2 separate regions of the Homo sapiens genome follow, and region 2 is linked to region 1. A link is a loop called in an ENCODE intact Hi-C map of the cell type or tissue named here. Cell type or tissue: PC-9. All regions are shown on one strand. Links, peaks and the distances in the headings refer to the core of each region. The heading gives the core; the rest is flanking DNA. Region 1 has its middle 26 kb from the start of MIR2114. Region 2 has its middle 110 kb from the start of EOLA2-DT.

Evidence for each region. A loop is a pair of places that touch in the nucleus more often than their neighbours do. Peaks named below come from ENCODE experiments on the same cell type or tissue, not always from the same donor. Only the 100,000 strongest peaks of a DNase experiment are listed, where the experiment ranks them.
Region 2: a loop joins it to region 1, with 4 times the contacts of the local background. A loop is called at or near these places in 3 of 110 quality-filtered maps.

What each region holds. Positions count from the first base shown.
Region 1 is chrX:150,195,149-150,207,960 of GRCh38, forward strand. No RefSeq gene overlaps it. Among named protein-coding and RNA genes, the nearest start is that of MIR2114, 26 kb to the right of the region's middle. In PC-9, for the core only: no CTCF peak of the experiment used is centred there; a DNase peak (open chromatin) is centred at 5,993.
Region 2 is chrX:150,043,514-150,056,325 of GRCh38, forward strand. No RefSeq gene overlaps it. Among named protein-coding and RNA genes, the nearest start is that of EOLA2-DT, 110 kb to the left of the region's middle. In PC-9, for the core only: a CTCF peak has its summit at 7,078 (motif pointing left); a DNase peak (open chromatin) is centred at 7,768; H3K27ac peaks cover 2,158 bases.

The DNA of each region.
Region 1 (12,812 bases), core at 2,840-10,839:
CACAGGCTTGAGCATGGTTTAGTTGGAGGAGAGGACCCAGACCATGGAGACCAAGGGACCGTGAACCAGGGCCCAGAGAACATATAGGACAAGACACAGAGATGGGTGAGAATAGTCAACCTCTCTGTGTGAGTTGGTGCCGGGATGGGTGGCCAGATAAACAATCAGGGCCTTAGGCTGTATCTACAGGGGCCAAGTATTCAGAACAAGGGGGTGAGTGTGCTGCTTTCTTCTGCAGTTCAACGTGTAAGGTGTGGCTGTGGAGCCAATTGTGAGTTAGACTTTTGACGCTACCACTTATTACCTGTACGACTTTGGACCCCTCTGAGACTCAGATTGTCTTTGTCATATTTTCAGAGTACAGTAGTAGAAACTATTTCAAAGTGCTGTTAGGAACAGTCAATGAGATACTAGGTGTCAAAGGTTTGGCACAGTGTCTAGTGGGCACAGCTCCCCTATTCTCTGCTCTGTTCTGCTCTGGTCAGCTCTGGGCCTCACATGTTGAAAGGCCCTGATAAACTGAAACATATCTGAAGAAGGGAAGGCTGGGGGTGGAGGAGCAAAAGAATTTCTATTTGCCTGGTAGAAGAGAGGGCACCTCCTGATGTGGGTGGCCAGGTTCCTCAATGTGGGGCTCAGTTAGGATGGGGGTGGGGTGGCAGAAGTGACTGAGGTGCAGGCGCCAGTGCACAAGAGGAAAGAAGACTTCTCAAGAAGTCAGAAACATGCTACTATCTGTTGCTTCAGGAAGAAGGGAGATGGAGACTGAGGTTCCTTTAGATGGTGGCATACCAGGAGAGACTGGATGGCCACAGAGCAGGAATGTCACAGGAGCAGGAAACTTCAAGTGGCAACCACGTCCAGACCCAAGCCTCTGGGGTGTCTAGAGTGCAACTTTGTTCTGCGCCTAACCCAGACAATAAACTATAAAGTCTTTCTGCTCTGGCTTGGATTCCTGTAAGGGTTATGGGCCATTCCTGGGGACCCATGAGTCCCAGGCCACCCAAGGTGCCCCTGTTGAAATTGCAGAAGGGATATTGCCAGTGTGTTCACTCTAAGAGCAGGGAGCTGCAGTGGCCTCTCAGGCAGCCATGGGTATCCAAACTGGGAGAACCTCCTAAGATCCTCACTGAGCCTAAAAACCCCTAAGATCTTCTCCTTTTCCAGCTGAGGGGCCTGAGGCCTGTAGCGGGACAAGGCCTCCCAGTGCCATCTGGGAGTAGAGTCACACCCCATCCAATGCTCAGCCCTGCCTTGTGTCCAGGGACCCCAAGGGCTCATTCCCTTGACAAATGCCTGTGTCATGTAAATGTGTTAGGCCTGGCTCAGAGCTCAGCAGGCTTATCCAGACAATAGGAGCCTAGGGGCTGAGAGACAAGTCCCTGCCCTCCTCCATTACGTGCCTCACTTGCCAGGGGAACTTGAGGCCAGGCAGCCTCCTCCCCTCAGGCTCTCAGCCACTTTAGCTCTGAAAGGAGAAAGTGTCAGTCGATCCTGCCAAAGGCCACACTGCCCTGATAGCCAGACTTCTTGGAAGTCAGTGATCCATCAGTGGGAGTGTATGTACTGGGGTGAAGGGTGGACCCCAAAAAGATATGTCCAAGCTTTAACCCTCAGAACCTCTGAACGTGACCTTATTTGGAAAAAAAAGAGGGTGGGGGGTCTTTACAGATGTGATAAAGGTAAGGACATTGAGATGTGATAAGCCTGGATTATTCAGGTAGGCCCTAAATCCAATGGCAATTGTCCTTAGAAGAAAGGAGAAAGATGCAGAACAAAGCTGGGCACAGTGGCTCATACCTGTAATCCCAGCACTTTGGGAGGCCAAGGCGGGCAGATCACCTGAGGTTGGGAGTTCGAGACCAACCTGACCAACATGGAGAAACCTCGTCTCTACTAAAAATACAAAATTAGCCAGGCGTGCTGGTGGGTGCCTGTAATCCCAGCTACTCGGGAGCCTGAGGCAGGAGAATCGCTTGAACCCGGGAGTCAGAGGTTGCAGTGAGCCGAGATCACGCTATTGCACTCCAGCCTGGACAACAAGAGCGAAACTCCGTCTCAAAAAACAAAAACAAAAACAAAAACAAAACAAAACAAAACAAAAACAGAGAATGCCATGTGAAGACAAAGGCAGAGACTGGAGTGATGCAGCCATAGCCAAGGATGCTGGCAACATCCAGAAGCTGGAAGAGGCAAGGAAACAGTCTCCCCTAGAGCCTTCTAAGAGAGTACGGCCCTGCCAACACCTGGATCTCAGTCTTCTGGCTTCCACAACTGTGAGACAATACATTTCTGTTGTTTTAAGTCATTTAGTTTGTGGTAACTTGTTACAGCAGCCTCAGGAAACATACAGTGGACCACACTGCTCCCAAGACCCTGACCCTGTGAGCCATCCAAGGGCCTAAACCCTGCCAGGTGGCACCCAGGGAACTTCTAGTGACTCACTCAAGGTCAAGGCGGCATGATTGGCTCCATTCCTTGTCAGACCTGCTCAGGGCCCATGAGCTTCAGGCTTTGGACTTAACCGCATTAGAAGGTGAGGCTGTCAAGTGAAGCCTATGAATTGATAGCAATTTGATTAATTAAAACAAACCTGCCCAGAGTCAGAGCAGACAGCAATATGGACATCAAGTGTGCAGCACTAGGATACACCTGCCTGAGCTGCTCCTTCCCTTTATGTTTGACTAGGGCTGGGGGCTGCGGTAATTTGTATTTAAGAAAAGGAAATACATCAGGGTTATGAGTAGTAATTTCCCTTCACCTCCACTCTGCCTGGCCCAGTGGTTTCCGGAAGATGGCCAATCGAATCAGAAAAGGAAGAATTGCAGTCATTGTGTAGACATCCAGGGTCCCCAGAAGCAGAAAGCAACCTGGCCTGAAACTAGCTTCTGCTGGGGATGCTTAACCTGAAATCCTCTGCCAGGTCTGGGCTGGTGGGGTAGGGGTAGTTGATGAGGCTATTGCCTATGGTTCCTTCTGACCTTGGGTTCTTGAAATGTCCCTTCTCCTCTCTAGGCCTTAGCTTCCTCTTCTTTAGATGGGAAGATTATCCTTCTCCAGAGCAGTTGTGGGGATCAGTGTTCCATCATGCACACTGGGTAAGCATTCTGTAAGCCAGGACAGTTTGGACAGGATAGTGCTTTCCGCCTGGAGGAAGGAGTGCTGAGGAGGAGGAGGCAGAAGAAAGGTAGGTGCCTTCCTGGGTCTTTTTCTAGGAGCAAGGTGACTCTGTCCTGAGAGAGGACATTCCAGCAGTCCAGGGAGGTTTCATTTGGCTGCAGAGCCCCTGATCCCAGACAACCTCCCAGAAAGCCACTAATGGCAATGGCTGGTCCCAGCAAGACAAGGGATATCTCAGGTGCCGCACCAGCTCATTGATGATGGCTGACAGCAGCTCATGCTCATATCTCTTGCCCTGTGCCTATGCTTCTTGAATTCTGCTGTGCTGGGCCATAGTCCCTGCCCAATGCATAGTAGTAGCAGACGCATGCTCTCCAGGGACCCTTGCCTAGCCCCACTGGTGTCCTCTTTGCCTGAGATCAGGTGCCTCCTGTGTAGCAGGAAGTATGCAGCAAGTGGGACCAGACCCTGACCATGAGAGCCACACTCATGGCCATGATATCCTCCATAGGCCACTGATGACTTAGATGTCCCCTTCGATGGGAGAAGAAAATCTGGGGTGGAGGGGCAAGCCACCAGCAAAAGGTAGTAAGTCAGAGCTGCCAAAGAGCCAGTAGCCCCTGGGCTGTCTTCATACAGGCTCAGTTCTGAAAACAATAGCCCTGAACCCTCTTGGTCTAGTCACTCCAGTGACTATGATTCAAAAACAACTGGCAGTTGGTGGTGTACTCCGGGCAGTAAAAGCAGTCAAAACCACAGAAGTTGCCCTGGAGCTTCAGAGTGACCTCTTAGCACCACTTCTCATATGCTTTTAAAATTCTGATTATATTATTCACAGCTCCTCAATGGCTCTTTACTCCTAAGCATTCAGAGGCTCCTATAGAGGTAGAGATGGCAGAAGGGGCCATGAAGGGTTCTGACAGGAGGTGACTTGGTCCACACTTAGTTTGGAGGGATTTACTGGGAGCCATTCAGGCGGCCTGCAGGCAAGGGCCTGGAGCCGCTGGAGACCCTGGGCGTGGTGTGGTTTACAAATCCAATACAGAGATGAGCAGATTGTGCTTCTGGGTGGTGGCCTGCCTGTGAGGGGAGGGAAGGTGGCCTTGGCCAGAGTCTGGACAGCCTGAGGCCTTCTTGCAGCTGCTCCCCCACCTCCCCATCTCCCAAAGCTGCCGTTGGCCTAATATCCTGTTCTCTGCCCAGAGACTAGCCCCCTGTGAGGAGAGCTATGTGAGGACAGCGTCTCTGTTGGAGTCTGGGCCTGGGGGCCCAAGGTTTGGCCCAACTCTGCCTTCTTCCCTGGAGATACCCATTCTTGCAGCCCCCTCTCCCCTGAGTCCACAGTGGCCACATATTTGGATTCTAGCCCACAATTCAACCTTCCATCAAGAGGAGGGAGCAGTGTCTAGCAGCTGCAAAGCTCCCAAGGGCAGGCCAAGGCTAGGAGGCCTCAGGTTGCTGGGCCTGGGGAACCCAGGTTTGTGAAAATGCCCCCACCCTACCTGTTGTCAGCCTTGTCACTCCCTCTGGGGGTCCCTCAAGCTACAAAGCTCTCTTTGGATGTTTCTGGTCTTCTGTGTGCCTGCTCGGCACTAGATCAGAATGGCTCTCTACAAAGCAGCTTCTCTCCTGTAGCTGCCTCTGCCAGCCTCCCCCTGACCCTGGGAATTTGTGTTCTCTCCAGCTTTTTCTCACAGTTTTTTGCCCTAAGACTGGCTCATCTTTGTGGAGTTGCCTTCCCGGGGGCATGGTTGGAGCTTGGCAGAGCAGCCATGGCTTGAAGCCAGCAGGTCTAGTGGAGTTTCTCCTCTGCCATAAAGAACAGGAAGACTGTTGCAAAGATCCCTTTCTGTACAGCCTCTCACTTAAGCATCATTGAAATCCTAAGTCAGATACTAATGGGATTCTCATTTCATGGAGGAGCAGACCACGCCTGAGAGAGGGTGGCTGGACTGCCCAAGATGGTGCGGAGGTAGAAATGGATGGGGAACCCAGAGCCTTCAAACTCCCAACCACATCAAGGTGCTGCTTAGCTCCCCTCTGGGAACACAGCCCTCAACAAAGAGTGGGCCTCCTCCCTGCTCTAAACAAAAACCCAGCAGATGGTGGAGCAGGTTTGCTGGAAGCCTCAGCTTAGGCCTCAGTCCATTAGGACCACCCTAAATGGGGAGGTGATGTCTTTGGGTGCATATTGCAGAATGTGTGGCAACTCCAGTAGAAGAAACTCTGAGCTCAGTAGCACAGGTGGCCCTATCCTCAGGCCCTCTACAGTGCTGCAGCCACAAGCGCCCAGCGCTCCACTCCCAGTAGACCCTGCCCCTGGGCCTGCCACCATTCTCCATGGCTGACAGGCTGAAGGCTGAGCTTCTAAGCCACCCTGCCCCACAGTATGTCCCACTACTCCCACTGGGTGGGTACCCAGGATAGGTGTTCAGGGAACAGAAAGTGAGCTTATTCCTCCTTCAAGGAACTTCTTGGAACTTGCCCAGTGAAAACTGTTCAGAATTCTGAAGAATTCTAGAATTCTAGTACCAAAGTCTGGGAGATGGACAGGGCCCTCAGAGCAGCTTGTGCAGATTCTCCAAGGCGGGGTGAGCATCAGCGGCACTGGGGCTGCTGAATACACTGCAGATTTCCTGGGCTCCATGCCAGAGCCACTAAATCAGAATCTCAGGGTCGGAGCAGGGGTGGGAGTGTAGCCAGCTGCATTTTTGAAAGGGATCCACAGGTGGTTCAGATAGACTCTACAGGCTGGGGAAGTGAAGGCCCCAGATCACACATTGAGTCATCACAGACTGGGACCGGAACTGTGGTCCCTGCCTCCCACTGTGGGGCTCTCTCTCCTATGTCATCAGACCTAGCTGGCTGTCAAGGCTGCCAAGGCTGAGGAGCTATGTCCATGAGTCACTTGCTGACAACACTCATCCTGCCTTGAGGGCATGAGTCATAGCAGACCACAGCTGAGGATGGGCAGCTCCAAAGATGTCAATGGGAGACGGTGGGGATGCCTCATCTATCCTGCTGTCCTAATACTGGGTGCTCGGTGCCCTGGAGCAGGAAGAGTCCCAAGATGGAACCGCCAGTGCCTCTTGGGCAAGAGAGCCCAGTCTTTCAGAAGGAAACCTGCACAACTTCAGTTCAGTCTTCCATCTGGTGCTGTGGATCCAAACATACTGTTTTTCCAGCCCTCAGCCAGGAACCGGAGTCACTCCAGTGAACGGGCCAGATGCAGCACCTGCCCTCAGGAAACTGCAAGAAGCAAGAAGCCCATCACTGGGATGAGGCGCACCAAGGGGCAGTGCAAGATGATGCTCTGGGCATGCCAGTAGGGGCTCAGCCAAAAGATGGAGGGGAGCACGGAGGCCACTCGCAGGCAGAAGGAACTGTGTGTGCACATGAGGAAGGGGAGGCCCAGGTGGCTGGTGCCAGAGTGGAAGTGGAGGGCCAGGGACCATTCAGTGCGGCCGGGAGTGGGGCAGGGCCTTGGAGGCCCAGTAAGGATGCTTTGTTTTTTTTTTCAGAAACATGGAAAAAGGGCCGATAGGTATGTGAAAAGATGCACAACATCACTAGTCATTAGGTAAATGCAAATGATAGCCACAATGAGATACCACCTCACACCCACTAGGGTAAAAAAAAAAAAAAAAAAAAAAAAAAGAACAACACATGCACAGAAAATAACAAGTGTTGGCAAGGATGTACAGAAATTGGAACGCTTGTACATTGCTAGTGGGAATGCAAAATGGTACAGCCACTGGGAAAACAGTTTGGCAGTTCCTCAGAAAAACATAGGATGACTATATGACCCAGGAATTCCACTCCTGGGTACATACATAGCCAAGAGAATTGGAAACAGTTTTCCCCACAATGAATGTCTATCACAGATTCACGATAGCCAAAAGGTAGGGACAACCTAAAATGTCCATTGATGACGAATGGATAAACAAAATGCACTATGTCCACATAATGGAATATCAATTCAGCAATAAAGAAGAATAAAGTACTGATCCATGCTACAACACTGATGAACCTCAGAAACATGATGCTAAGTGAAAGAAGCCAGTCACAAAAGACCACATGTTGTATAACTCCATTTATATGAAATATCCAGAATAGGCAAATCCACAGAGGCAGAAAGCAGATTAATGGTTGTCAGGAGCTTGGAGAAGGAAAAATGGGAGAGTGACTGCTTAATGGGTATAGGCTTTCTTTTGGGGGTGATAAAAGTGTTCTGCAATTACATGGTGATTGTTGCATAATGTTGTCAATGTAATTAATGCCTAAGTATACTGAATTGTACACTAAAAATATGAACTGACAAATTTTATCACACACAGAGACACACACATATACCACAATAAAAAGTGAGGGGACCGATGGGAAGACCAGTTGAGAGTTCAAAGCAGTGGACGGAAGGCTGAACAGAAGGGCATGCAGGTTCCTGCCAGTTCTGAGACTTTGGTGCCTCCCTCTCCCTTTTGCGCACTGAGCACTCTAGCCAGCTTCGTTATCTGTACAGCAGGCCTGAGCATGACTTTCCTCCCCTACTCACTGTTGGGCTCCCATAAGACAATACGTGGAAGCCCTGGCACATAATAGATGAGCAGCCAATGCCAGCTCTGTTCCCTGTGAGGGGCGACGTGCTGTGGTGTTCCTTAGAGTCACACTGCGTGGCTCTTATCCTGATTTGGTCACTACTTAGCTATATGGCCATGAGTAGATCACTTCCTCCCTCAGAGTTGCCACATCCTTGTACGTAGAATACAGCCGGTCACATTCCTGTCTTCCTTTTAGTCCCTCTTGTGAAATTGTGCCAGACTGAGGCCTCTCTACCCTGGAGCCAGGAAGCACAGTTTTCTCTCAGAGCACAAAGCTCTGCCTTGGCTCGGTCCCTTGGGGAAGTTGGGAAGGACCTGATGCCTAAGACTTCCCAGAGGTCTCCAGATGGGTCCTCTTCATTCAATATGACAATGCCCTCTGTTGTTGGCCTGGGAAATCACTGAGAAGAAAATCAGAAGCAAGTACAGCCTCCTTTCTTGAAAAGTGTTAATGAAACTGTTAACTTTTACATCTGGTTCTGTGCTGTTGTCCTAAGCCTATTTATTAGTATATCATGTAATGTGGTTCTAGAAGGGCAAATATGAGAACACGGGGAATCCCTGAGTGTCTGTTCCTGAATCCTTTCTCCCCACTTCCTCTTCCTACTGACCAATTGGTCTCTATTCTTTTATGGTCTTCATTTCTGACTTTCCGCTGCCTCATCAGCCTGCAGCCTCAACATTTTGGTCTCTAAAATGGGTTTCATGTGAAGGTGAAAGGAGTGAGGCTTAGCCCAGTATGTGGCTTGTAATAAGTGCTTAACAAAGGTTAGCTATAATTACAATTATTTAAAATAATTTTAAAAAGTGCTGATTTTTTCTCATGGACATTGTTTTTTCCCACATAATTGATCATCTAAATTGTAAGACTGTGATTTTTCCACAACACTCAATAGACTTATTTTTAATCCCAAAGACAAAAAGCAGCCAATCCACCCATTTCTTTGTGCTGCCTCATCTAGTCCATGGGCAAACCTTGCTCCTTCCAAGCCCAAACACTGATCCCTGAGAACCAGCATGGGCAAGCAAGCTCCAGGCCCTTTCAGGGTCAACCTCTCCATTAGGTACAGTAGGCTATGAGACTTTTAAGGACACACAAGATAATTAAACTTATTTTAAAATCAGAAGGAAAGAAATGAACTTTTAGATTAAAGACAATATTTTCTTATATAATAATGTATTCATCTTTATACCAACACAATCATAAAATATAATTATCATTATTTATTGGTAATTGAAGAAGGGCCCCATGAAGGCAAAAATGTTCAGGGTTCCTGGAAGTCACAGAGCAGCTGCCCCATGTCAACAAGAGGAGACAAAAGATAGAGACACTGGCTTCACTTCCATCTTCCAAATAACACCTGAATTTCATGTGGCTCCTGCTGAATGAGAACTGTTTAGGGGAAGGGAATTCCAGCCATCAAAGCTTCAGCTTCACTCAACTGGCATGGAACAAGGCTGCCGCCACCATTTTTAGCACTCTGAATAAATATAGTGTCTAGTAACAAACCTTCACATTTCCCTGAACTTAAAATAAAAGTTAAAAAAAGTAAAAGGTTTTCCATTCAACTAAAAGGTGTGTTTGGTAATGCACACATTGTTATTGTTGCTGTTATTATTTTGCTGCTACATGTTGGAAACTTTGTTTCCTTATTAAGAATATAAATAAAATGAGTTACTTTGTGTTTCTTTCAATATAAGAATAAATAAATGTAGTGTCTAAGTGGAGGAGCAGCAGGGGCTGGAAATCTAGAAAACCCCCGCACCCTGAAACTGGCCACGGGTTCTGCTTTACAGGGCTCGTGGGGTGTGCGGCAGCTTTGCACCTCAACACTCCAGCACTTCCTCCTCACAGATTTCCCATTACCCTGTAATCTATAAGTTCAGGACCTCACCAGCCTGCAGAGATAGGGTCCCAGAACATTAACAAGCTAGTCGCCTGCTTCTCGCCCTATCTATTCACCCAGGCTCCCTCCCCACCCCCTGAATATTTCAGGCTCCCTCCCCACCCCCTGAATATTTCAGGGAGTCCCCAAAGGAGCTTATATAAGTGTTCACAAATGTTTCTGTCATCTCATCACCATCTGGGGTCTACCCCATTCTTTCTCTCCAGAATCCATTCCCATTTGTTAACATGGGCTGCCCAGGAATCCCCTTACAGAAACCATGGCACCATGTGGCTTAGAGTGCCCCTGGTGGGCAGGCCAAAGGCTGTGCCAAGCGTCTGGCCCTGACACCACACAAACTGCCCAGGCCTCCTCAGGACACAGTAGAATTCAGTTCTGGCAAGAAAAGAGAGAGCAGCCCCAGCCCTACCTCTTGGGTACATTTTGTTCTCTAGGCTCTGTGAAGCAATATGTACTGGGCCTAGAGGTCATCAGTCAATCAACAGAGTTGTAACTCAAGCTGCTTTGGGTGAAGTGGCTGCTCCTGGGATTCACAGTCCTAGCCACTCAGTTCCTCCATGCTTCTTCCTGCCACCTGGGGGCCCCACCAGGCCTCAGGCTGGGGAATGCCTTGACGCTCTGTCCCTGCATGTCTGGGAGAACTCTTTTTTTTTTTTTTTTAATGATTATACTGTAAGTTCTAGGGTACATGTGCACAATGTGCAGGTTTGTTACATATGTATACATGCGCCATGTTGGTGTGCTGCACCCATTAATTCGTCATTTACATTAGGTATATCTCCTAATGCTATCCCTCCCCCCTCCCCCCACCCCACGACAGGCCCCGGTGTGTGATTTTCCCCTTCCTGTGTCCAAGTGTGGGAGAACTCTTTTGACTGTCTGCAAATCCCCAAGCTGAGCCCTCAGCACTTGACTTGGAGGTTGAGAGTTAACATACATACCCACGTAGCCCTTTTCCTTATCTCAACCCCCAGAAGGTGCAATGCTCCTGCCCCAGCATCCTTCTCTCAGTTGAGATGAAGGCTCAGCCCACGCTCTCAGGAGGGACACCCCCTCCCAACCCTCTTCATCCATCACCAGATTAGAGAACATAGAAATCTCAGCCAGGTCTTCATGTTCCAATCAGGGATCTGGCTGTTCTTGTAACCTTCTGGAAACTTTCACAATAATGCTAACTATGTTGAGCACTGTCCACAATTTGGCCAAATTTGAGCATTCCATAGATTGTGATACAGAAGATAGGGGTTGTCATAGCAAGATGAGTGTCTTACAGCTCAGTGTGGGGTCCTGCTACCAGGGTCTCACAAGAGATCAGCAGCACGGGAGTAGAACAATTCAAAAAATAGCAACTCTTTTTGGAACAGCGTTTCCTTGGAGCTTGGGAAATGATGATGCCTTACTCTTCACAACAAACACAGGTTACTGAGACAAATACTAATCAAGGCAGCTCATCTCTTGTGCCCTCTGCATCCCATTCTTCATTGACATTGGCTGTCATAGTCATTCCAATTCAACTTGACCTCAGTTCACGTGGGAGAAGAGATGTACCAGAACAGAACATCTCGTGGTGTGCAGGCTAGCAGCACTCACTGTACACAAAAGACAGGGATCTGAGTTCAAGTCCCTACCTTTTGCCTTTGGCGGTGATATGCGATCGTGGGGGATGCTGTGCAAGTAAGTCAGGTTTCCAGGTTGCAATTGGACAGATATACGGTGTGAGAAATTTGGCTGCTGAGAGCTTGATTGTAATGAAGTCCTTCCAGGGACTCAAGGAGCCTGTCCCCTTTGGAGGCTGCCCCTTCCTCAGCTGGCTCTTGCTCTATGAAGGATATATGCTAGTAGCAGGGGGTACCTCTCAGGGCTGTGGGCTTCCCAGCGACCCCTCTTCTTGAAGAACACCAACCTCAGGTAGGATCTTGCATGTGCTTAGAAGAGGTAAGGGATTTTAGGGAATCAATGCCTGAATGGGTTCTGACTGCACAGCTAAGGGAGTTCCTGCCATCTGGTTTCTGTTATGCAAATCTGTATAACCAAATCAGGGTCACCTTTCCATGGGGTCTCAGGGTGGTAGTGAGAAGGGTGCTTTCTCAGGATGAGGAGCTGGACTCACTCATTGCCTTCCCCACATTACTGTGGTCAGTTGTCCCCTGCTAAAGCTCTAGTCATTAGCTGTCAGAAACATCTAGAAATTTCCTTGGACTTCCAAAGGTGAATTGACAAAGGACAGCAGCTCATAGCATTGCCCAGCAGAATGGCTTGATGGTCAGGGGCATTCCCTGAGATTGAAATGCAGCTTCTACCAAGGGCCTCCTTCCTGCCTCCCTTGTCTAGACCAGGAATTCATTTCAGAGCTATTTCCCTCGTGTTGACATTGCCCCCACTCCCTTGTCAAAACAAGTAAAAAATCAAAAGGTAGATAAACATAATTTTAAATTGTAAAATAAGTTAGAAGATAACATCCTGAAAGGAAAATGGATTGACTGGCAAAAAACAAACAGAACCAATAACAAAGACAATGACCAGAAGACAACACTCCCACATGGGGCCCAAAGAGGTGAGTGGCCACAGTTCTGGGCAGCAATTGCCCTGTGGCCAGCTAGGGCTAAGCTGAAATTTCTGCAAGGTCCTCTGCAAGAGGTATTTTCCAAGGTTTGGGGGCTACAGATTCAGGACTAGAGGTAGGGGTCCCACTTCAGGACAGAGATATGGGGACCCTGGTGGTTCACTCAGCTGTTCTTTCTGCCCACAATGGCAATGCCCACTAAGCCATGAGCTTGGCCTTCCTCTTCCCATGGCTAGCCCCTAAGCCTTTTATTGCATTTCAGGTCCCCATCAGAAATTTCAGCAGGGCTCCCGCCTCTTCTCAGATGCTCTCTCAGGCACCTCTGACCCAACAGGCCAATGTCTGGAAGTGGTTAGTAACTGTGGTCCTTTTACTAGCAGCCCAAGTGGCTTACATGAATGCTTACATTTTGTATTTCACAGCAGCTTTCAGCCCTTGATTCCATAGTGGCCTGCCCAGAGGGACAAGTTCTTCTGCTCAACACGGCAGTCCTTTCTGCCTTCTTTAATGTTTAGTGGAGAAGACTCCTAGGGCACAAGTGGGTAGTCCACAGATAAAGTGAGAGTAGGCTGTGGCCATGGCCTGAAGTCATAGCTTACTCTTTCCTGGAAGGCACAGTGGTGG
Region 2 (12,812 bases), core at 2,355-10,354, 150 kb before region 1:
CACCTTCATAAAAAATGAGTTTACTGTAGATGTGTGGACTTGTTTCTGGTTTCTCTATTCTGTTCCATTGGTCTATGTGTCTGCTTTTATAACAGTACCATGCTGTTTTGGTTACTATTGCTCTGTGGTATAATTTGAAGTCAGGTAATGTAATTCCTTCAGTTTTGTTCTTTTTGCTTAGGATAGCTTTGGCTATTCTGGGTCTTGTGTTGTTCCATATAAATTTTAAGATTTTTTTCTACTTAGTGTTTTTATAGGAATTGCATTGAATGCGTAGGTTGCTTTGAGTAGTATAGATATTTTATTTTATTTTATTTATTATTTTTTTTAGACGGGGTCTTGCTCTGTAGCCCAGGCTGGATTGCAGTGGCACGATCTCGGCTCACTGCAAGCTCCGCCTCCTGGGTTCACGCCATTCTCCTGCCTCGGCCTCCCGAGTAGCTAGGACTACAGTTGCCTGCCACCATGCCCGGCTAATTTTTTGTATTTTTAGTAGAGACAGGGTTTCACCGTGTTAACCAGGATGGTCTCGATCTCCTGACCTCATGATCTGCCCACCTCAGCCTCCTGAAGTGCTGGGATTACAGGCGTGAGCCACCGCACCCGGCCAGTATAGACATTTTAACAATATTGATTCTTTAAATCAATGAACATGAAATACCTTTACATTTTTTTGGTATCCTCAATTTCTTTCATCAGTGTTTTATACTTTTCATTATAGAGATCTTTCACTTCTTTGGTTAAGTTAATTTCTAGGTATTTAATTTTATTTGTGGCTGTTAAAAATGGGATTACTCTCTTGATTTCTTTTTCAAATTGTTCACTGTTGGCATATAGAAATGCTATTGATTTTTGTGTGTTGCTTTTGATTGTGTCCTGCAACTTTACTGAATTTGTTTAACAGTTCTAATAGTTTTCTGGTTTATCTAAGCTGAATCTGCTTTAAAGGGGCTTAGATACAGCTTAGATCACAACACCCAAGTCCTTTCAAAGTCCACTATCTCTGGGCCCAGTTCAGCACTAGGATTCTCCCAGGAGTTGCTGCTGTTTTGGCTTAGACTGCCTTTCAAGTTTATTTAGAGACACAGAGCACTTTAACCTGTGGTTGCGAGACTAGCAGGAACTCAAGTTCTGACCACTGGGACTGCTGATTCCCCTCTGGCTAGGTCTGGCTTAAATGTTCCCTCCATTCAGCTGAGTTTGGTCTGTTTTTGTTTTCTGTTATAGGGCAGCACTGAGTTCAATGCCTAACAATTGCTGCAATCTTGCTCTCCATGACACACAGGAATGCTCTCCGAACCACACTGCCACTGCTGGGAGATGAGGGAGGGGTGGCTTTGGTGATTCAAGACTTTTTCCTACCTCTTCAGTGCCTCCTTTAGAAATATGAAGTTAAAACCAGGTGCTGTGTGTGCTCACCTGATTTTGGTTCTTATGAAGGTGCTTTTTTGGTGTGTAGATAGTTGTTAAATTCATGTCCTTGCAGATGAACCATCAGGAGAGGTTTATATTCCACCACCTTGTTCTTTCCCAAGTCCAGGTTGGCTTCTTTTTCTTACCACTTTGAAGATGTTGGTCTTGTCTCTTTTGGCCTCCATCATTTCTGATGTCAGTAATTGAGTCATTTTTCCTCCTCTGTGTGTAAAATGTTGTTATTTTCTGGCTGTTTTTTTGATTTTCTCATTATATTTGGTTTTCAGCAGTTTGACTATATTCCAAGACTTTGTTTTCTGTCCTCTTGGGATTTGCTGAGCCTCTGGAATCTTTAAATTTAGGGAAATTTAAACCATTACACATGCAATTTTTTTCTATCCCATTCTCCTCCTCCTCCTCTCCTTCTAGAACTCTAACTTCATGTACGTTACACCTTTGGATATTGTCCCACACATTCCTGAGGCTTTGTTCATTTTTTTTCTCGTGTGTTTTTCTCTTTGTTCTCTGTATATCTATAGGAACGCATGATTTTGAAAGTTTCATCTTAAGTTTACTGAAACTTCCCTCTTTTATTTCCATTCTGCTGTTAAGCCTATTCAGTGATTTTTTAAAGTTAGATATTGTATTTTCCAATTGTGTAATTTTCATTTTTTATGGTTTATATTTCTCTGCTGTGATTTTCTATCTTTTCATTTATTGTGAAAATACTTTCTTTTACTCCTTTGAGCATAATTCTACTAGTTGCCTTAAATTTATTGTCTGCTAATTCTAACATCTGAATCATCTTAGGTTTTCTCTTTGTTGATTGTATTATCTCTTGGAATGGATCACAATTTCCTAGTTCTTCATATATTGAGTAACCTTGGATTGTATTCTGAGTCTTCTGAATATTATATTATGGAGACTCTGGGTTCTGTGTCTGAAAAATACTGATTTTATTGTTTTAGCAGACAGTTAACTTGGTTAGACTGAAACTAAATTCTGTCTCTTGGTTGGTAGCTAAAATGTGAGTTCAGTGCTTTTATCTTTAGCTAAAGTCTGTCCCATGTATGTGTGGTTCAGGGGCCAACTGAGACTTGGATAGTTTGTATATACAGGAATTAGTGCTCCTTCTATCTTGCCCTCTCTCTCCTTTACAGGATTCTCCCCACAACTGTCCAGTGGCTCAGTTTGTCCCAAGCTCTGTTCTTTAGTTCTTCATATCAGAATGATTGTCAGTTTATTCTTAGTGTGCTAGCCACTTGGCAGCTTTGGCTTGCCCTCAGTCTAAAAGCTGTAAAAATAGGTTGCTCATGTTATGCCATACCTTTATTCAAATGTCAACTCCTTTTAAGAATATGTCTGCTTCTGTTCACTTTCCAGTCTCTTCATATCATTGTTTCTTTATATTTTGTTCAGTGTTTAAAATTGCTGTTTTCAGGAGGATTGCAATCAGTAGGAGTTTATTCAGTCATATCAGAAGCAGAAGCAATGATCCTGCTCAATTTTGATTTCACTCCTAGCAGCTTATCTTTAATGTGGTATTCTGTCCTAGAAAGGAATCTTGACAAGTCATTTTTGAGAGCTCATAGTGGCTAGATTCCTACAGCCTCTTTAGTCCTTCTTGCCGTAGGCCTTTTATACTCACTTAGTACTGGAGAGTGGACAACCTCCACCAGTTTCAGCTGCTATTCTCAATTGTTCCACTATGCTTTTCAGTGAATATTCATTAGCCGTTTTTCCTTGTGAACTCCTGTTCCACTAGGGTTTTGGCTGTCTTGGATTGTAATGTGTAACTATGGGGAGCCACTAAAACTTAAGCCTTGCCTAGTGCGCCTCCCAACCCAATAAGTTTGATGGTGGGGAGCTATGTTGCTGGGGAGAGAGCCTCTAGCATAACAAATGGTAACTCAGCCTTGGCATTGCTTTTTTTCAGAAGAATCCTCTGTAGTTGTAGTTCTCTAGTTTTCAGGGTGTCGAGATACAGGTAGAAGTGGGGAAAAAACTCTTAAAGGCTGGCCAATCCACATGCAGTTGATATCTAGTACCCATCATCTCAGCCAGCCCTGAGTTCACACCTAGTGGGTACTAGTCTACTGTTTAAATGTCTCCCGGTGGCAAAGCAGGGAAAAGAATGGTGTTCTCAGGGTAGTAAGTAGAGAAAATGGGCACATTAAAAAATTGTTTTCCTACCTTAACTCCTGTCCATTGTTCTTGGCCCTCTTCTTTTCTAGGCTGCCTTTTCCCTAATTTACCCTACTCAGATTCCTGACCTATCCACAGGCTCTTCTGTTTTTCCAGTGGTTTCCTCATCATTTTTTAGCTATTTGGTAGAAATATCCATCTCTGGATTATGTGACATGGCCAGGGTTTGGTTCTAGAGAGAGGACTAGTTGTAATTTTGCAATTTTGATAAGAACTGGCATAACTGCTTCTATCTATAAAAAAATGAAATTACCTAAAATTCTGTAGGTATGTATTTCAGGACATTTCAGGACATTGGAACTTAAAAAGGTGAGATTCCTGAACCCTAGAAGACCCTTGATAATTTAAAACAATGGTAACAATGAAGAATAATTAATTGATCATCAGCTTTGGATTCTTACCCAGTTAATGACATAGACATATTACCACCAGGGGTACAGATGTAAAATACATCTTTACAGACATAAGATCTAATGGCATAGGAGATAATTTTCATTTTTGTAAAATGTCTCATCGATAGGCTGCAAAATAATGAACGATTTTTTTCTGTGGCATTACTGACCAGACATTGGGCCAGGGTTGTAATATTTGTTATCTAATAAAACTAAAAATATCTGGTTAATTATTTTTTCCTTTGCTTATGGGCTTTGCTTATAGTCTGATGAAAGTAAGTTATACTTTATAGTTTCTAAGGAGATTAGGATGATAGAAAGTTTGAATGAAAAAAGCCATATCAAATTACTCTAGTTCTTAATTTTGCCAGAGCCATTAAAACCCAATTAGATACACACCAAATTCCTGTTTATTAGAAGCTGGCATAGTTGTGGGAGCACTTTTAACTACATGCGGTCTTTTGCAAAAAGGCATTGCGTCATTTTAATAACAAGCACGTTTTCCATGAATATACTCATTCACATCAACAAAACAGCTTCAGCCATTTACAATCCAGTGATTCGAACTGTTTAAGCAAATAAGTGTATGAGCCATTAGACAGCTTCTTTCCTTCTTACATCTTCTCTCTCATTAATACTCCATCCCCACCCCCATGCCTGTTGAAGCACTATTCATGTCCTCCAGGAGCAGCTCAAATAGTATCAAGCCCAATCATTCCTCCACAAGACAAAATTGATTGCTTCCTTTCTTATTCTTCTCCCTATCTCTAATGCCAAGTGCAGAACATGGCCTGTAGTAAATATGTTAAGTGAATGCAGTAAGAGTAAAACCAACTGTGAAATGGTACCATTTTGGGAGACTGGCCGTGAAGATGGTGCTTTCAGAAAGGCCTTTCTCCTCTACTGCCAAGACCCAAGCAAGCATGTTAAGACGGACTACTTACCCAAGACTGGCTATGGCTGTTTCTAATAGAAGCAGAGAAAACCAAGAGATATGGCATTTACCCACAAACACTGCTATTAACTTGCTTGTGCTTGGGGGAGTAGGGCAAGGTACTCCTGATTTGTGTGCTTGACCAGGGCATGCCACGGACATAGAGTCAGGCCTCTTTCATCAATCATATGCTTCTGTAGCCACCATTGTGCAATAGCATAGGAGTGGATAATCACCGTGTTTTGATGATTTTTCGAAGGTGGAATAAAGAGTGGTATTAGAATCTAAGGTGTTGATTGTCTTCTATAGGAAACATCCTCTCCTGTTCCATCAGAAACTCTTCAAAATTCGAAACCTTTTAAATTAGAAGTTATTGGAGATCCCTTTCTAGTTACATTGACAAATGAGTTATTTACCTCTGCCCTCTCCTTATTATGTATTTCATTTGAGGTAAACACAATGCTTATTTAACTTTTGCATCCTCAGATTAACTGCAAGTGGAACAACCTAATACATTTCCCCAACATTGGAGTTTGAATTCTTTTTTTTTTGGATATATATGATTTTATATTTTCTCAACATTAAACTCAAGGAAAGTCACTGTTTTATCTCTTTTATCTTACTCAGACCATGGTGGAAAATAAACTCATTAATTTTTGTTGTAAAGGAGAGGAGAAGCTGGTGCATGTCAATTAAGTGAAGTTTATTTAAAAGATCTTATACGTATAATTAATCTATCCTAAAATATGATCTTTCTCTATTGCATTGTGCCTTTGTGGACGTCAGTATTATCAAATAAAAATAAGTTCCAATTTAGTGTGTTAATAGGTGCACTTTAAATATATTTTAAAAATTTCTTTCCAAAGCAATTTAAAGTGTATATAAGGAAAACATAAATAACATATTTCACAACTTAAATGCTTTTTTATGCAAATTCTAATATCTGTTTCAGAAATCATTTCTATAAGAAAATGAAATCTTAAAAGCTGTGCAATACAAATGTGCATTTTATTTAAAAAAAAGGAAAACAGAGAAACCAATGAAAAGAAAGAGTGTTTAAGAGCTATTTCAGAGTAAAAACTTAATATATTAATTCTTTGAGAAGTAATTTTTGTTGGAAAGGAGGAGCTGGTGCATGTCAATTAAGTGGAATTTATTTAAAAGATCTCATAAATATTATTAATCTATCCTAAAACATTATCTTTCTGTACTGCATTGTGCCTTTGTGGAGTTTGAATTCTAAGGACAACATTTTTCATTCTCAAATGAAGCTGACTTCAAGAAAGAACAGCAGACCAAGCAGCAATGCTGGCCTCCTCTGTCTTGCAGAGCACTCTTATAATGAAAGGGCTTGTGGAATTTGGCTCCATTTCCTACAGCCATGGGATAAGGGTTGCATGTAAACAATAATATCCTGTGCTGTTTGGGCCTCATTTAACTGTCTTTATTACTTTAGAAGGAACTGCCAAGTGGTGCTGTTTCTCATAGCTCATGCTTTACATACCAGCGGTATTGTAGGGTCTGCTTCAAAGATGGCACTCCACACCACGAAGCTTGTGGCTGTTGGCACACTTGGTTGTCACCAGGCTTCATGTTGACACATTCCTTCAAGTCACACCAAAGGTGCACTTTCCATGAAGAATGAATCTGGTACACTGAAGGTGGGCCTGTTATTGCAGAAGGCCTTTGCAGTTACCATTTGGGTGTTTTCCTAGAAAGCTATAGCAGCTCTGCACCTAGAATGACTGTGTTTGCTGAATTACAAACAGAGAGGTGATTTTTGCAAAGTAAGCTGTTACATTATTGACAGAGCACTAAGCTGGAGTCAGGAGATCTATGCTGTACTCCCCAGCTGACTAGCTCTTTAGCTCTAGGGGAAACATCCTTGATTTCCCTGGCTTGTTTTCTAACCTTGAAATGATGAGATTATGCTAGATAATCTCTAAATTCCTCTCTGGCCTAAATTTGATCAGGCAAATTAAAACAGTAAACAACAAACAGTGAGTCAAGAAACAGAAGTTCCCAATCCAAGCTCTGCTGCTCAGTAATTGTGACTTGAGACAAGTCATTTAACCATTCAGACTCAGGTCTCCATTGCTGGGGAGACCAAAGTCTTCTCTACCTGCCCCACCTGGTGGTTGTGCCTGTTGAATAGGGAAACATCTTTTTCACTCAACACATACTGAACAATTGCTCTGTGGCACCAGCTTGATAGATAGCGAAGAAGCACAGGTTATTAGATTATCTGTTACTACTACTAATATTAACTACAGTTTAGTGATCACTTTCTATTTCCAGGAATGTACATACAATATTACATTTAGTCTTCATTTTATGGAGGAGGAAATTTGAGGTTCAGAGAGGTTTAATAATTTGTTCAGACTCATGTAGCTCTGCAGAGCTGGAGCTGAGATTTGAACCAGCATTCTTCTGTTCTTTATTTTAATGGTTACAAAATATCTCACCTCTGACAAGGAGCTTGTGTTACTATCATTATTTTTCTGGGCCATAGTGTCTGAATCCCAAGATCTAAAATCTGTTGGGGGGCAGGCAGATGAGGGGACTGATCTGGCTTGGGCTGAAGGAGAGATTCTCTTTACAGACACAGGCTGAGGCAGCACAGCCAGGGTAGTAAAAATACCTGAGGGACAGCCCTCAGGTATTTTTCAAGCCTTTCTCTGGCTTGTAGACTTATTTTCAAGTCTACAAGCCAGAGGAAGTCCAAGTGGATTGCCCAAACTGAGGAACCAAAATCAGCAGTCACTGAGATGACTGGTCAGGTGAGTGCGGAATAAAGCAAGCACTGTGAGTCACAGGAAGGTGAGAGTGCTTTGGTACAGTTTCCAAGGCTTGGCATTGTTTGCAACGAGTTTTGAGTGAAGCTCATGGTATGGTATGTGGTTAGAGCAACCCCTCTAAAAAGCCATGCAGAGGGCAGAAAAAGCCCTCAGTTTTCTCACCAGTAGAAGAAAGGCTCATTGGCTAAATGAGCTCTGAGTGCATCCCTTAGTCAAACATTCTCTTAGCCAGCAGATATGCAGAGCTGGGCTACACCAGGGTTCTGAGCAATAAACAAGTGCTCTTGGTAGGCCATTTTTTCTCTCTTTGGAACGTGACGCTGAGTTTCTGAGATGCTGGGATTCGCTTTTGGTGTGTCAGGAGCTGCACTGGCAGGTCCCCATCCCCCACAAAGCAACCCCTGTTCTGTTGGCCAACACTTCCCAGGGCAGCCCTCCCATCAAGGGAAGTGGGCTTTCTAGCCTTTGGGAGGTTGTACAACTGCACCTAGTTGCCATAGACACAGCCAAGCTTTTTGTATGTCTGCTTCACTCCTCCAAGACTGCTGCTTCTCAGACCATACTGATGATGCTTTCTCCTACTTCCTAGCCTAAAAGAGAATGGTTTGCTTACTTGGTCTTTGGTTTAGAAGTGGCTGTTTGTCCTAACATTGGACTCGTGCACCTGAAATCATGGCCTCAATGGCAGAAGCAGGCCAGTCAGGGAGGAGAGAGGGCTGACCCCTGGTATTGGATATGGCCACTAACCAGGACCCAGGCTTGGGAAAGTGGCATTGTTACAGGCAAAGGCAGACAAGAAGGTGAGAAGAATACTCTCCACGCAGACCTAGGTGCCTCGGTGATATTCTAGAAAATGGTCAGTGCTGAGGAATACAGCATAACCAACATAATAACAATAATTACAATAGCACAAGAAGACACTTGTATGGACACTGGTAAGTATTTAGCATACACTAATTCTTTTGGTCCTCACAACAATCCTGTGAGGCAGCAATATTATCTCCTCACTTTACATAGGAGGTAACTAAGGCACAGAGGAGTTAAATAACCTATTCAAAATCACACAGCTTAGGGAGTATGTGGGTATTACTTGGCTCTTCTGCCAGTTGGGCAATCATCATCTGCAAGACCTCTAACCAGTGGCCACACCCTAGCCACTGAGTCAAGGTGCCAGTTCCAGAGAGAAAGGTGGGCAAAAACAAGGCAGGGAGAGTGACTCATCTATCCAGCATTAGTCTAGTATTGAGGACCATCCTCTGTGCCAGGTGTTGAAGGAAGATTTAAGTAAGATGATATCTCATTTAGGCTAGCGTTTAGTTTTCAAGGAGGGTAGGAAGGTAGGCAGGACAACTCTAGGACTTAAGAGTGGGAGTTAAGGCAGAAGACCAGCTGTTAAGCATGGGTCAGTGTAAGAGGTAGGCTTGGGAAGAGTTCTAATCTGGGAGCATTACAGATCTTTCAGGCAGCTGTTCTAGGGGGTCCCAGACAGGGGAGAGCACCCTAATTCTAATGCTCCAGCCCAGGGCTGAAGCCAGGCATTGACTTCATGCCTGTGAATTGGCTGGTCAGGGAACTGGAGTGAGCCTTAGCCTCTAGGTGGAAGCTCCAACTGTAGGGATCTGAGTAGGAAAAGGGAATTGAATTGGGGGCTGATGGGAAAAAATCTAAGAATAACACCCCAGCTCCTGTGGAACCTGATTTTCCTTCTCCTATCCCTTTGGCAGCATAGGTGCCAGATGTGGTGGAAAGGGAAATGAATTTGGAGCCAAGAGATATGGGCTCCATATGTTAGTAGAAACTATGATGTTTGAACATCCTTGTTGGGATAGCTGAAATTCTTAGTAGAAATTGCAGAAGACCAGAGGACATCTGGGAAATATACATGGATTGAAGTGGAGAAAAATAATCTTTTGGGGAAAATCTCCATGACCAAAAACCATCTTATTGTTGTTTTTGTCTTTTAATTGTTTTCACTAAGGGGGCATAATAATCAAGTCATGTATGTAAAAGGCTTTCTAAGCTGTATGGCAGAAGCCCTGTGCATGACCTTGTCAGCATCTTCATTGTTACAGATTGGAGATTGGCAACCTCAGGAGTTCACAGGAGGAGACTGGAACTTTGCTTCTTCCCACCCAAGCCCCTTTTCTCTGTAATGGGAAAGTATCATTTGGAGCTGATTCACACTTCTTTGCTGTGCTCACTTGTCTCCTCTAGAGCCATCAGCAGGGGCCACTGCTACCTGCAGGCAGGGCTTGCATAGGTGCATGAAGAGGAGAGCAGAGCCCCTTGCCCTTGGCTGGCAAGCTTAGCTAAGAAAATTGGGAAGTTAAGTATCTGTCATAGGATATTACGAGGGTAACCTGACAGCCTGGAAAGCACTTAGTGAAGCACCTGGCCCACATCAGCATTTGGTAAATGTTGGCCTTCGCTATTCTCCTTTTCCCCTCCTCCTCTCCATCATCCCTCTCATTCTCCTTTCCCACCTCACCCCACCATCCCGCATTTTCAGAGGGCTTTCTCAAACCTCAGGCTAATGGCTTGATGGACTCAGGACCAAGCTGACCTGGCTCCGACCTAGTGGCCCAGTTTGGGTAACTAGATTTTGGGCCCTGGACCCTTGCATTCCCAGCATGAGCACTCTGGGGTTGAGATATTGCCTGGCCTTTGGCGCTTCCCCTTCCAGCCCCTGTGACTTACGCCCTTCCCTCTACTCTCAGAGCTCCCTGATGCCAGTCTCTAGCTATCCCAACACATTTGTTGGATATGACTTCTCCTTTGGTAATAGTGGCCCACACAGCAGAGATTCCCACTTGGGTGTGGAGTCTTTTTGTCCTCACCTGCCATCCTACACAGTGACTCTATACAATGACCTCTAATTAACCAAGTATTTATCTCAGAACCTTCCCAGCAACCCTATGTAGTTGCACAGTTCATTCATTTATCCATTTATTCATTCAACAAACACTCATTGAGCACCTACTGTGTGCCCTGGGAGGTGCAACCAGGGTGGCACAGTGGAAAGAGCATGGGAAGTCTTGGAAGAGGCCTTCAGGCAGTATGGCAGAGTGGGTAAAGCCTGAACTCCTGAGTCTCACAAACCCACACTTGAACCCTGGCTCTACCACTCACAGCTATATGGCCTTGAGCAAATCACCTCATCTCCCCATGCCTCAATCTCCTCATATGTAAAATGGGCATATGAATATCCCTTACCTCACAGGACTTACTCATAAGCCTCATTTCCTACTCTGTGCTGTCATATAATTTGTATGTTCCTTTTATTTCTACATCGTATCATAACATGTTATAATTCTATCTGCCTTCCAAGCTATATTCTGAGCTCCCAGCAGGCACAACTACTTGTTTATGTTTGTATCTCTAGTGCCTCCCATAGTGTCTGCTCCAGAATATACATTCAATAAGTCGTTGCTGAAGTGTTAACACTATGCTGTAATTATTTTTCCAGGCCTGTCTTCCTCATTAAGCTGTGAGCTTCTGGAGGGACGATATTTCATTTGTCTCAATATCTGCAGAACATAGCAGGGGTTTGGCTTGGAGTAGACACTCAGTGAATGTTGGTTAAATGAATGACTGGGGAGTGGGGGATTGAGGGAAGGAATGAATGAAGGAACAGATGGAAGCTGATGATTAAGACAGTGTCTTACAGGCTCACTGTTAGTGAGGTCACCATCAGCTTCAAATTAATTTGGATATATGGTAGGAATTTGGGGTAAGAGATAGTTGCATTTTCTGAGGCCTTATCCTCCTTAACCTTGTAGAATTTAACACTGTTGACCACTCTTTCCTTGGCATTATTTCCCTCTTTGGCCTCTGTAAGACAAAACTATTTTGGGTTTCCTTGTGTTTTTCTGACTCTTTTTTTTTTTTTTTTAAGACGGGGTCTCACTCCTCTCATCCAGGTTGTAGTGCAGTGGCACGATCACAGCTCACTACAGCCTTAACTTGCTGGGCTCAGGTGATTCTCCCACCTCAACCTCCTGATTAGCTGGAACTACAAGCATGTGCCACCATGTCTGGCTAATTTTTGTATTTTTTATAGAGACGGGGTTTCAGCCACGGTGCCCAGGCTGATCTCGAACTCCTGGGCTTAAGTAATCCACCCATGTCAGCCTCTGAAAGTGCTGGGAATACAGGCATGAACCACTGCACCCAGCCAAGTCTTTTTTTTCCTCCTGCTTCCTCACCATTACCTCTTCCATTTCCTCCCTACCACCGCTAGCACCCCAGTGTGATATAAATATTCTCTAGGGCTTGGACCTGGCCCTGCCCTCTCCTTTTCTGGTGAAAATTAATCTAATCCCAAGGCTTTGCTCTTTAGAGGCATCTGTATAGATGACTCCCAAATCTCTCTCCAGTTCTGACATTTCTTCTGAGCTCCAAGTCTGAGTCTTCAGCCTCCTGCTGCATATTTAAACCTGGTCCTTTGGCTGACTTCCCAAACTTCATGTCTCAAAATCCTCATCTTTTTTTCCCCAAACTGACTTCTCTTCCCATCTTCTCTCTTTTTATTAGCAGTAATACCTTTCAGTTTTTCAGTTCTTCTATCTTCTCATATAGCGATAATGCCTATATATATTTTCCTTATACAATTCACAAGGAATATATATATGAATTATTATATATAATGAATTATTAATTGTGATAATGGCAGAGTCATTTTATATATATATCACAACTAGTAGTACTAGTTGTGATATATATTATTGATGTGATAATGGCAGAGTAGTTATATATATTATATATAGTTATATATATAGTTATATATTATAACTATAATATATATTATAACTATATAATATATTATAACTAGTTATATAATATAATATATATAACTAGTTATAATATATTATATAACTAGTTATATATAATATAATATATATAATATATAGTTACATATTATAACTATAGTTATATATAATAACTTTTAAGTTAAATCTTTTAAGTTGGCTTCTGTTTCCTTTTGTCATGATAGCTTCCTTGATTTTTGGTTATATAGGATGTTTCAGGCTCATCTTATACAATTCCAAACCCAAACTGGGGGTCAACCAT